Regions from separate parts of the Homo sapiens genome. Here region 1 is linked to region 2. A link is a loop called in an ENCODE intact Hi-C map of the cell type or tissue named here. Cell type or tissue: PC-3. All regions are shown on one strand.

Evidence for each region. Peaks named below come from ENCODE experiments on the same cell type or tissue, not always from the same donor. Only the 100,000 strongest peaks of a DNase experiment are listed, where the experiment ranks them.
Region 1: it touches region 2 in a loop (2.4-fold over the local background); 1 of 110 quality-filtered maps calls a loop at or near these places.

Annotation. Positions count from the first base shown.
Region 1 is chr2:216,242,679-216,247,678 of GRCh38, forward strand. No RefSeq gene overlaps it. Among named protein-coding and RNA genes, the nearest start is that of LINC01963, 28 kb to the left of the region's middle. In PC-3, no CTCF peak of the experiment used is centred here; no DNase peak of the experiment used is centred here.
Region 2 is chr2:216,371,191-216,376,190 of GRCh38, forward strand. MARCHF4 (membrane associated ring-CH-type finger 4) reads right to left here and starts at 1,293. Exons shown (of 4, transcript NM_020814.3): 1 at 1-1,293. In PC-3, no CTCF peak of the experiment used is centred here; DNase peaks (open chromatin) are centred at 1,181, 1,691, 2,001 and 2,511; H3K4me3 peaks cover 2,334 bases; H3K27ac peaks cover 1,387 bases.

The sequences.
Region 1 (5,000 bases), 130 kb before region 2:
TGGGGATTCCTGCTCCAACCAGGCAGAGTTACATTCATGCCTGCCTGAGATAAGCCTGGGTTGGCAGCAAGTGCTGATGTGTTTTTGCAGAGCAAGATGTTTGGGACAGGTGCTTTTTTCCCTTGACAATATATCGGGGTATATTTTTTACCTAATGAAACTCTAACAGGAATGAGTTATGAGTTTCATCAACACACAGAGCAGAATTCAGAGATTTGAATACAATGGAACTGTCCCTGAGAGAGGTACAGCTGGTTTGCATCTGACCGCTTGCATTTACTCATTCATTCCTTCACTTATCCATCCTTCCATTCATCCATCCCTCTCTTCCTCTCCGTTTCCACCACCACTGATCTAGTCCACTCCACAGCACATCACTCCAAATGCTTGCTGGGGCCTCCTCTCCGGGCTGCCTTCCTCTGAGCCCTCCTCCACATGCCTCCAGAGCCTATTTTCCAAGCCCAAACCTGCTACACTTTCCTGATGTTAGCCTTTTAATGTCCCTCCACTGCTCACACGCAATGCCCACCATAGCCAAGCTTCTGCCAACCGGCCACAACCTGCTGCATTGTCCCCCCCTATCACTCCATTCATGCAGAATTACTTCCAGGTCCATTAAGGAGCTACATGGACTCATGCTTTGGTGTGTTTTCTAATGCAGGTCCCTCACCCTGGAATGTTTCCTTTTTGTCTTCTCTCACATTTTCTCACCTATATGCCCACTGATATATACTTAAGTATAAAGACCAAGTGTAGTGGCCATGAAAGTGTGCCACTCAGACCACTTGCTGCAGAAAGCATAACTGTCAGTGCCTCCAGTTGTTGCCCTTCTGGTTTTGCTGCCATGTTCACATGAAGGCCATGGTGCCAGTGGGCTGCTCCCAGCCAATGACTGAGTACAACAGGGTACTAAGGCAGCCCCATCCAACAAGACATGAGATTCCTCCAGGAGGAGACTTTGGCTTAAGAGTTCTCCGTTGGTCTAGCCAAATCTTACCTGGAACTGCTCCTCTGCAAACTGAGACTTCGCCAACCCTATCCTCCTTTACCCCTCTCTTCCTTGATAGGAATCAGGCCTGCATTATGGTCTGAAGGCTCTTCCTGCCTTCTGCTCCCTCCCTCAATGAATCTCTTGTATGTAACCCTCTGTCTTAGTCCATTTTGTGCTGCTATAACAAATTACCACAGGCTGGGTAATTTATAAAGAACAGAAATTTATTTTCTTACAGTTCTGGAGCATGGGAAGTCCAAGATCTAGGTACCAACATCTGGTAAGGGCCTTCTTGTCACACCATAACATGGCAGAAAGCATCACATGGGTGAGAGATGGGAGGGTGAAGTCATCTTTTTAATAAGGAACACACTCCTGAGATAACAAGCCCAAGATAATGGCATTAATCCAGTCACGAGGGCAGTGCCCCAATGACCCAAACCCTTCCCTTTAGGTCCCACATCCCAACACCACTTTGGCATTGAGATCAAGTTTGCAACACATGAACTTTGGAGGACACATTCAAACCATAGCACCCTCTCTTTGCATCTGCTTTTCTGTGAACCTGAACTAATGTACAAAGTTAACATCACTTATTTCTTAAAAACCTTCTTAACCTCCCTCAAGTAGAATTGAACTCTCTTTCACACTGTCCCCTCTACCTTCATGTACTTTCATGATTATACCAATGGTTCTTTACGGTAATTATCTGCTTATATGGCTGTCCCTGTCACCCAGACTGCAGACTCCATGAGGCCAAGGAGTTTACTGTCTTATTTGTCTTACTAACATCACTGCCTAGTACAATGCCTGTTATATTCAGATGCACCATAAATGTTTATGAAATGGATGAATAATTGATCTATTTATTCATTTATCAGTTCTCATCACCCTGGACTATGTGTCAGGTACTGAGAATAGGGAGATTAATGAACCAGAATCCCTGACTTTAATATACTCTTAGGCTGATCAGTGGGATTAGCATGCAGATAATGACATTAAAAGTGAGAATGGAATAGCTTCTTTCAAAATGGTATAAGCAAAATGAAATAAGAAACCAGAGGAAGGTATAATTGCTCTCACTGGGAATGGAGGATGGAGGAGGAATCAGCGAAGGCTTCCTAGAGACAGCATTTGGATTGGGCCATGTGGGATCTGTAAGATTTATACAAGGGGTGTAGGACACAAAGGGCCTTCCAGGCCAGAGAAACTACGTAAACAAGGGCACCAAAGTGTGTTGTGACGAGGGCCATTTTGTTAATTTCTGTCATGAAAATTTTCAAATACACACACAAAAAAGAAGGTAATGCGTTTGTTTTACCTTCTTGTTTTGTTGTTTTAGCTAAATAAGGCTTTATTTATTTATTTATTTATTTTTGAGACAAAGTCTCGCTCTGTTGCCCAGGCTGCAGTGCACTGGCTCAATCTCAGCTCACTGTGACCTCCACCTCCCAGGTTCAAGTGATTCTCCTGCCTCAGCCTCCCGAGTAGCTGGGATTATAGGCACCTACCACCACACCTGGTTAATTTTTGTATTTTTAGTAGAGACAGGTTTCACTATGTTGGTCAGGCTGGTCTTGAACTCCTGACCTCAAGCAATCCACCCGCCTCAGCCTCCCAAAGTGCTGGGATTACAGGGGCTTTATTTATTTGATGTTTGTTTACTCTGTCTGATTCTCTAGGGTCTCCATCTGCCTTGGAACTCAGAAAGCAGCCTTCACCTTGTTTGTTTCAGTAGCTCCATATTGTCAATCTCCTTGACTGACTTTCCCAAGTCACATCTGGCAGGCTCTGTGACCAGGACTGATGTCTGTGAGGCTTCAGGCATTTGGCTGGACAAGCAGAAACCTTCAGCGAATATCCTCAGTCAGTCCCTGGGCAGAGGACTGACTGGCCCCTGAGGACTGGAACCTGGAGTGGGCACAGGGCATCATACACTTTGTCTGCCATCATCTTCTGTTGGAAGGAAAACCCTGGCCTAGGAAGGATTTGGAAGGTGGGAGAAAGACTTAGGGGAGAGAAGGAAAAGAACCAACTGCCTGCAGTCTGGATGATCCTGCTTCTGTGCTTGCCAGCCTTGCTTGCAGCTTCTATTGGGCACAGAGGGAGCTGGGCTAGCAGGCAGCCACTCTCAAAGATGGCTGGCTGCATCTGTGTGCGGTGCCTCTCAGCCAAGCGGACTCCTCTCAACTGCGTGCCGGCAGCAAAAACTCCAGATCTCTGGTCGCTCCAAAGGCTGTTCTAGAAAAACCTCTGGTCTGGAGGACCAAGGCCTAACTAAAGGTAGGGGAGGCCACTCCTGCTGTCCAACCCAAGGTCTCTTCCCTGCCCCTGCCCTTCATTAAATTACCAAATAAAGTCTGAAGTGCAGATTTCCTTGCTCTCAAACTTTCCTTATCACAGAACCATAGAAACACAGGCAGTGGGAAGCCTCAGGAGTCCTCTACCCCAAACCCTTTAGGGCCCACCCTGCTGCAAGTTCTCAGGAAAGATGACCCAGGACTTTATCCAAGTACAAGGTACCTATTTTCTAAAAAAGATTTTACTCATTGTTGTTGTTGTTTGAGACAGAGTCTTGCTCTGTCGCCCAGGCTGGAGTGCAGTGGCACAATCTCAGCTCACTTCAGCCTCCGCCTTCCAGGTTCAAGCAATTCTTGTGCCTCAGCCTCCTGAGTAGCTGGGATTACAGGTGTGCGTCACCACACCTGGCTACTGTTTGTATTTTCAGTAGAGATGGGGTTTCTCCAAGTTGGCCAGGCTGGTCTTGAACTCCTGACCTCAGATGATCCACCTGCCTTGGCCTCCCAAAGTGCTGGGATTACAGGCGTGAGCCACCACACCCGGCCTACTCATTGTTTTTAATAGTTACTTAATATTCTACTGCATATATGCACCATAATTTAAAACATTACACAAATATCACATGAATTCATTTTTATAATTAAAATGCAAACAATATAAGCAGAGAGAAAGTTCCCCCTTCATATTCCTCAACCACATCCTCTCCCCGCAAAAATCGCTCTAATCAGTTTGGTAGTATCACTCCATATTCTTTTGGATGTGGCATCTTAAAATATGAGATGAAGGTGTGGTTTTGTTGTGGTGGTTTTTCTCCAAGTATGTGATCATTATGCATCTTGTCCTGCAGATTTCAGTTTTCAATTAACGATATGATTTTGAGAACTTTCCCTGTCAGTCCTTCCATGCCTATGACATTCTCTGATGCTGATGGTATTGCATGGTTTCAATATCTCATACTGCATCACTCCCATGTGACAGACATTTAGGTTCTTTCCAATTTGTCTCATTATTACACTCATATTGCTCTCATTTCCCAAGCTCTTTGCAAATGCAACATCTGCTACTCTCGCTCTAGGAGAGTTCCAAAGAAATGGAATCCCTGGGTTGAAGGACATGTATATTTAAAATTCAGTAGAATACTACCAAATAGCCCTCGAAAACAGCCTACTAATTTATCCTCCTACCCTCAGGGTGGGGCAGATGCCCCCAGCTGGCCTACCCAGCATCCAGTCCCATCTCCTTTTCCCTTGGTGCATTCCATAGTAGTAGCTGGTAAATAAATAAAAAAGGGTAAATAATCACTTTCCTAGCCCACCCCTCCAGCAGCTAAGTGTGGCTATAAGACACATTTTTGGCCACAATGCTACACATGGAAGCATCTAGGAGCAGAAACATAGTTCTTTACCTTTTCAGTTTTTTTGTTTGTTTGTTTTTTGAGACAGAGTTTTGCTCATGTTGCCCAGGCTGGAGTGCAATGGCGTGATTTTGGCTCACTGCCACCTCCACCTCCCGGGTTCAGGTGATTCTTCTGCCTCAGCCTCCTGAGTAGTTGGGATTACAGGAGCATGCCACCATGCCTGGCTAATTTTTTTTTTTTTTTTTTGTAATTTTAGTAGAGACAGGGTTTCACCATATTGGCCAGGCTGGTCTTGAACTCCTGACCTCCGGTGATACACCTGCCTCAGGCTCCCAAAGCGCTGGGATTACA
Region 2 (5,000 bases):
GGTGAGAGGGCAGTGGAGCAGAGAATAGGGGTAGAGGAGAGGGGCGTGTGGGAGAGAACAGGAGAAAGGAGTGGTTACATTATCTCAGCCCCCAGCCCACCCCTGCTGCAGTCGGCAAATCCGTGGCGCCCTCCCCTCGGTTCCATCAAAGGTCCCTTCGGTCGAGGGGCAAGAGCCGAGAGAAGGGCAGGTCCGGGCGGGCGAGTGGCCTCGCCTTCTCCTCCTCTTCCTCCTCTGGGTCGCGGTCGCCCTCCTCCTCCGGCTCCGGGTCGGCCCGCGCCCGCAGCTGCTGCTGCGGCGGCGGAGGCGACTGCTGCTCGGCGTCCGGGTGTCTCCGGGGCGGGGGCTGCTCCGGCTCGTCCTCTGGCTGCTGCCCGCCGTCCGGCGCGGTCGCGACTCCGGCCTTCATGATCCTCCTCCTCCTCCCCCTTCCCTGGGGGCCAGCCCTGAGCCCCCGCGCCCGGGCAGCGCTGCCATGCAACCAGAGGCGAGGCCGGCGTGGGGGTGGGGGCGGCTGGGGAGTGAGGAGGGGGAGTAATAAAAAATGAAATAATACTAGTGGAATAATTCGGTTCTCAGGCAAGAGTGCTTCTGGAGGGTGGGGGCGGAGGAGGGCGGCTGCCGGGTCTGCTCGGCAGCTCTGCCCCCGCTACCCCCACCAAGGGCGGCCTCGGCCCGCTCTCTGCCCCCCCACCCCGCCCCTTCCTCCTCTCCACCGCCTCTGGCTGGCTAGGCTCGCTGTTGCTACCTCTCCTCGCAGATGCAACGAGGTAAGGCTTGTTTGCGGTGCCAGCTGAAGGTGGGGAGGGGGGAGCGAAGCAGTGTGGCCGAGGTGGGAGGCAGCCGGCACTTGGCTCCAGCTTGGTCCTCGCGACTCCCCAAAACCGTATATAAATATATCTCTTATAAAAGCCGAGAGGAAGCAAATCAGATTCCAGGCTGCTGCCAGGTGTTGTCTCGTCTTCCGCCGTTGCTCAGCACCCGCCGCTGCCCCCACTGGCTCGATTCCCAAAGGGGTGGTGCTGGAAGGGAGGTGGCGGGGCGGCGAGCTGACCGTCCGAGAACTGGAAACAAGGTTCTTGCAGCGAGGGAGGCTCTCGGCTATCTCCGCCGCCGGCGCCGCGGCCGCCGCTGCTGCATTCAGCACCCCGGGCGAGTGGACAGCTCCCACCCAGACCCCGCGCGTCACGCTCGTGGGGGCCTGACGCAGACGCCGCGGAGGGATGGAGGAGGGAAAGGGGATGAGAGGAAAAGAAGCTGGAGGGAGAGGGAGCAAGAGGAGGAGAGAACTGTGCGAGGGAAGGGGATGGGGAGGGACCAAGGGAAAGGGAGGTAACCAGGAGAGGGAGGGATTTAGGAAGGGAAGGAGGAGGGAGCGAAGTGAAGAGTAAAAGAAAGAAGGAGAAAGGCCACGGGGAGGGAGGGGAGCGATTCAGGCACTAACTCTTGCATTTCACCTCAGCAGGAACGTGTCGGTGTGGAAGGTCTGGTTGTAGACTCTCTGCCCACTGTCCACTATCACAGCTCCTCTCATTGCACATACAAGACACAGACACCTGTCAACCAGAGACCGTTTCTCTGTTCACATAAACATTTAAAGTAGATCTCAGTCTGCAAGCTTTCGAGGAGATAAAGTTTTGTGACTTCCACAATGAAGCTGGGACTTGATGGAGATTAAATTCCTCATGACTAAGGAAATGCTTGAGACATGAGACATGAGAAGGAAATGTTTCATTGAGGCTTGAGACATGAGAAGGAAATGCTTCAAATTTTCAAACAGGGAGGAGGTTGCTAGTACCATTTTTTTGTCAGCTTCTTCGCCTAGAATTTAAGCTCCAATTGACAGAGATAATTTTTTTAATTCATTTGATCCCGTGTGCCTAAGTCAGAGATGGCATCTAGTAAATGTTCAATGCATATTTGTTGAATGGCTTGTGGCCACCATCACCACAGTCATCATTACTATAAGTCACAGTGCTCTTTCAATTGTGAGTCATAAGAATCCAGAGCAATATTTCAGCTTCGTCTTCACCAACATCCCCAGCCTCCTCCCTATTCAAGCCTTTCACTGAGCCGCTGACAAGAGGTAATTTGAAATGGATTTTAATTTCCTCTCCTATTTCTGCTACTGACTCATGTCACCCTACCCTATTTTTCTCAAGGAGTTTCTTGAGCAGCAAAGTGCCCCTAAATGTGAAGAGCAAGAAAAAGAAGGAAACTTAAAGTGGTCTATATAAAACCTCAGTGTTTGCAGCTGTAGACTTTGGTCACTGAAAACTTAGGATTGCTTTTTTTGCCTTTCCTTATAAACCTCTCTCCCCCACCCCGCTCTCTCTCTCTCTCTCTCTCTCTCACACACACACACACACACACACACACACCCCTCTAGGGCCATAGAGAAGATATGCCAGTGATTCATCCAAACAGCCATGGTAATGCCTTTACAAATATTGGAGCCATAGACAGAGTAGCATGCAAAATTTCTGCAGCAAAATATCATTGGAACGAAGTTCAGTCCAATGAGTCATAAGAAAACTACCCCTTTGCTGCCATCTCTATGAAATGATTCATTCCTACAAGCTCTAAGGAGAAAGGACCTACATCTCAGTCTTGGTTAACCCAGCATGGCTACTTGTCTGAATCATGCCCCAGGACTCACCATGGATGCTGAGACCCAGCCCAAGGTGCTCATTTAAAGATGATACTAATATTTTTAATAACTACAAAATAATATTTATTGATTAATATCAGCACAAATACTGTGCAGCAACAAAAAACCTCTTTATTTCAAAAATTCTATTTGTTCTTCAAGAAAATATTTTGTGTTCCACATCACTCTGTATCTGTTTCTGGTATTGCAGAAATCATAGTCTATATAATAATTATCTCACCATACATTCATCTCCCTTTGTCTGACTCAGAGCTTCTTTAAGGCTGGGATCAGTATCTATATTTGTATCACCAGCACATAATGCAGCACCTGAAGTTAAGTAGGTGTTCAAGAAAATGGACTCTGAATAAATAAGTGGCTTTTTTATTTCAGTGAAGCTACCATATTTCTCCCCTTCAGCCTGGACACATACATGTGAGTGCTCCCACATATGACTGAATATCTGCTTTACCTAAAATTGAGTTTTAGGGTTTTGTGCTCATTAAATTCTAGCTCCAAGTGTGTTGTGCAAGTAAATTAGGGCAGGAGATAGAAATGCCATATGAGACCTATATCCAGAGTCATAGAAATGGATGATGTCCGGCCAGGCATGGTGGCTCATGCCTGTAATCCCAACACTTTGGGAGGCTGAGGCGGGTGGATCATCTGAGGTTGGGAGTTGAAGACCACCCTGACTAACATGGAGAAACCCCGTCTCTACTAAAAATACAAAATTAGCCAGGTGTGGTGGCACATGCCTGTAATCCCAGCTACTCGGGAGGCTGAGGTAGAAGAATCGCTTGAACCTGGGAGGTGGAGGTTGCCGTGAGCCAACATTGCACCATTGCACTCCAGCCTGGGCAACAAGAGGGAAACTCTGTCAAAAAAAAAAAAAAAAAAAAGAAAGAGGAAAAGAAAGAGAAAGAAAGAAAGAAAGAAAGAAAGAAAGAAAGAAAGAAAGAAAGAAAGGGATGATGTCCATAACAAGACTGCCTTTCCCAACCCTTCCACTGAAAGTGAAAAGATTTCTAGAAACAGAGAACTGCTAAGGACAGGAAGCAACAACAGGACTGCCTTTAGAAAGATTGAGAAGTGGCCGGGCGTGGTGGCTAACACCTGTAATCCCAGCACTTTGGGAGGCCTAGGCAGGTGGATTGCCAGAGGTCAGGAGATCGAGACTGGCCTGGCCAACATGGTGAAACCCCGTCTCTACTAAAAATATTAAAAATTAGCCAGGCATGGTGGTGTGCACCTGTAATCCCAGCTACTCAGGAGGCTGAGGCAGGGGAATTGCTTGAACCAGGGAGGTGCAGGTTGCAATGAGCTGAGATTGCACCACTGTACTCCAGCCTGGGTGACAGAGTGAGACTCCGTCTCAAAAAAAAAAAAAAAAAAAAAAAAGATTGAGAAGCCTAAGAGGCCTGTTTTGAATATAATGTAAATCTTGTAAAACACTTCACTGAGTTAGATTCTTCTTACTAACTGCCTAATCATGAGCCCAAAAGTAAAATCCCCATTATTGTCTAATGAGTTCCAGAGTAAAAACAACCATAAAGACCATATTAAATCAATGGGTTCCTATTTAGACATTCAAAAAATATTTACTGAACACCCATCATCGGTAAGGCATTGAATTGTGTTGAAAGATGTGGGGAGCACAAACTGGTTGGAATTGCATCCTCAAGGGTCTAGTACTATAAATATGTATGTAGTCATAATATAAAGCATAAAATAGTAAGTGTTACAAAAGCATACAAAGTTTGGGGAGTGTTCAAAATAGGGAGATAATGCTTACAGCTTGGCAGCAATTAGGAGAGGTGGGAAGAGGGGGGAGGTGGAGATAGTTGCCACAGCTCTGGGAAAGCTTTGAAAGCCTTTTTCAAGAAGTGACATTTGAACTGAGTTAAAATATGTGGAATTTAGAGGAGGGAGGCATATTCCTGGCAGTGGGAGCGCTGAATACTTTAGCTTTTCCATTAGGCTGTGGTGGAAGGTACTCAAAGGTAAGTAGCTAGAGGAAATGTCAGAAAGGTAGGCTGGAGCCAGATTCCAGAAGACCCTGGATGTCGCTCTGGGAGAAGATTTATTCATTGACCAGGTACTTGTTTTAATGGTTTTAAAGATTTGGAGCTGAAAGTGAAGGGCAAAAATAAACTTTATCTCTGAGCAGGTTAATTAACTGGATGGGATTTCATTGCTAACAGGTGGGAAGCAATCAATATTTTTCATTTCACGCCAGAAAGTTCTCAGCTCCTTAATAGATTTATTCTTTTAAACGAGGTTGTTTTCAGATATATTTCATTACATACAGGGATGCTGAGGTCATAAGAATTAGAAGAGGAATAGAGGA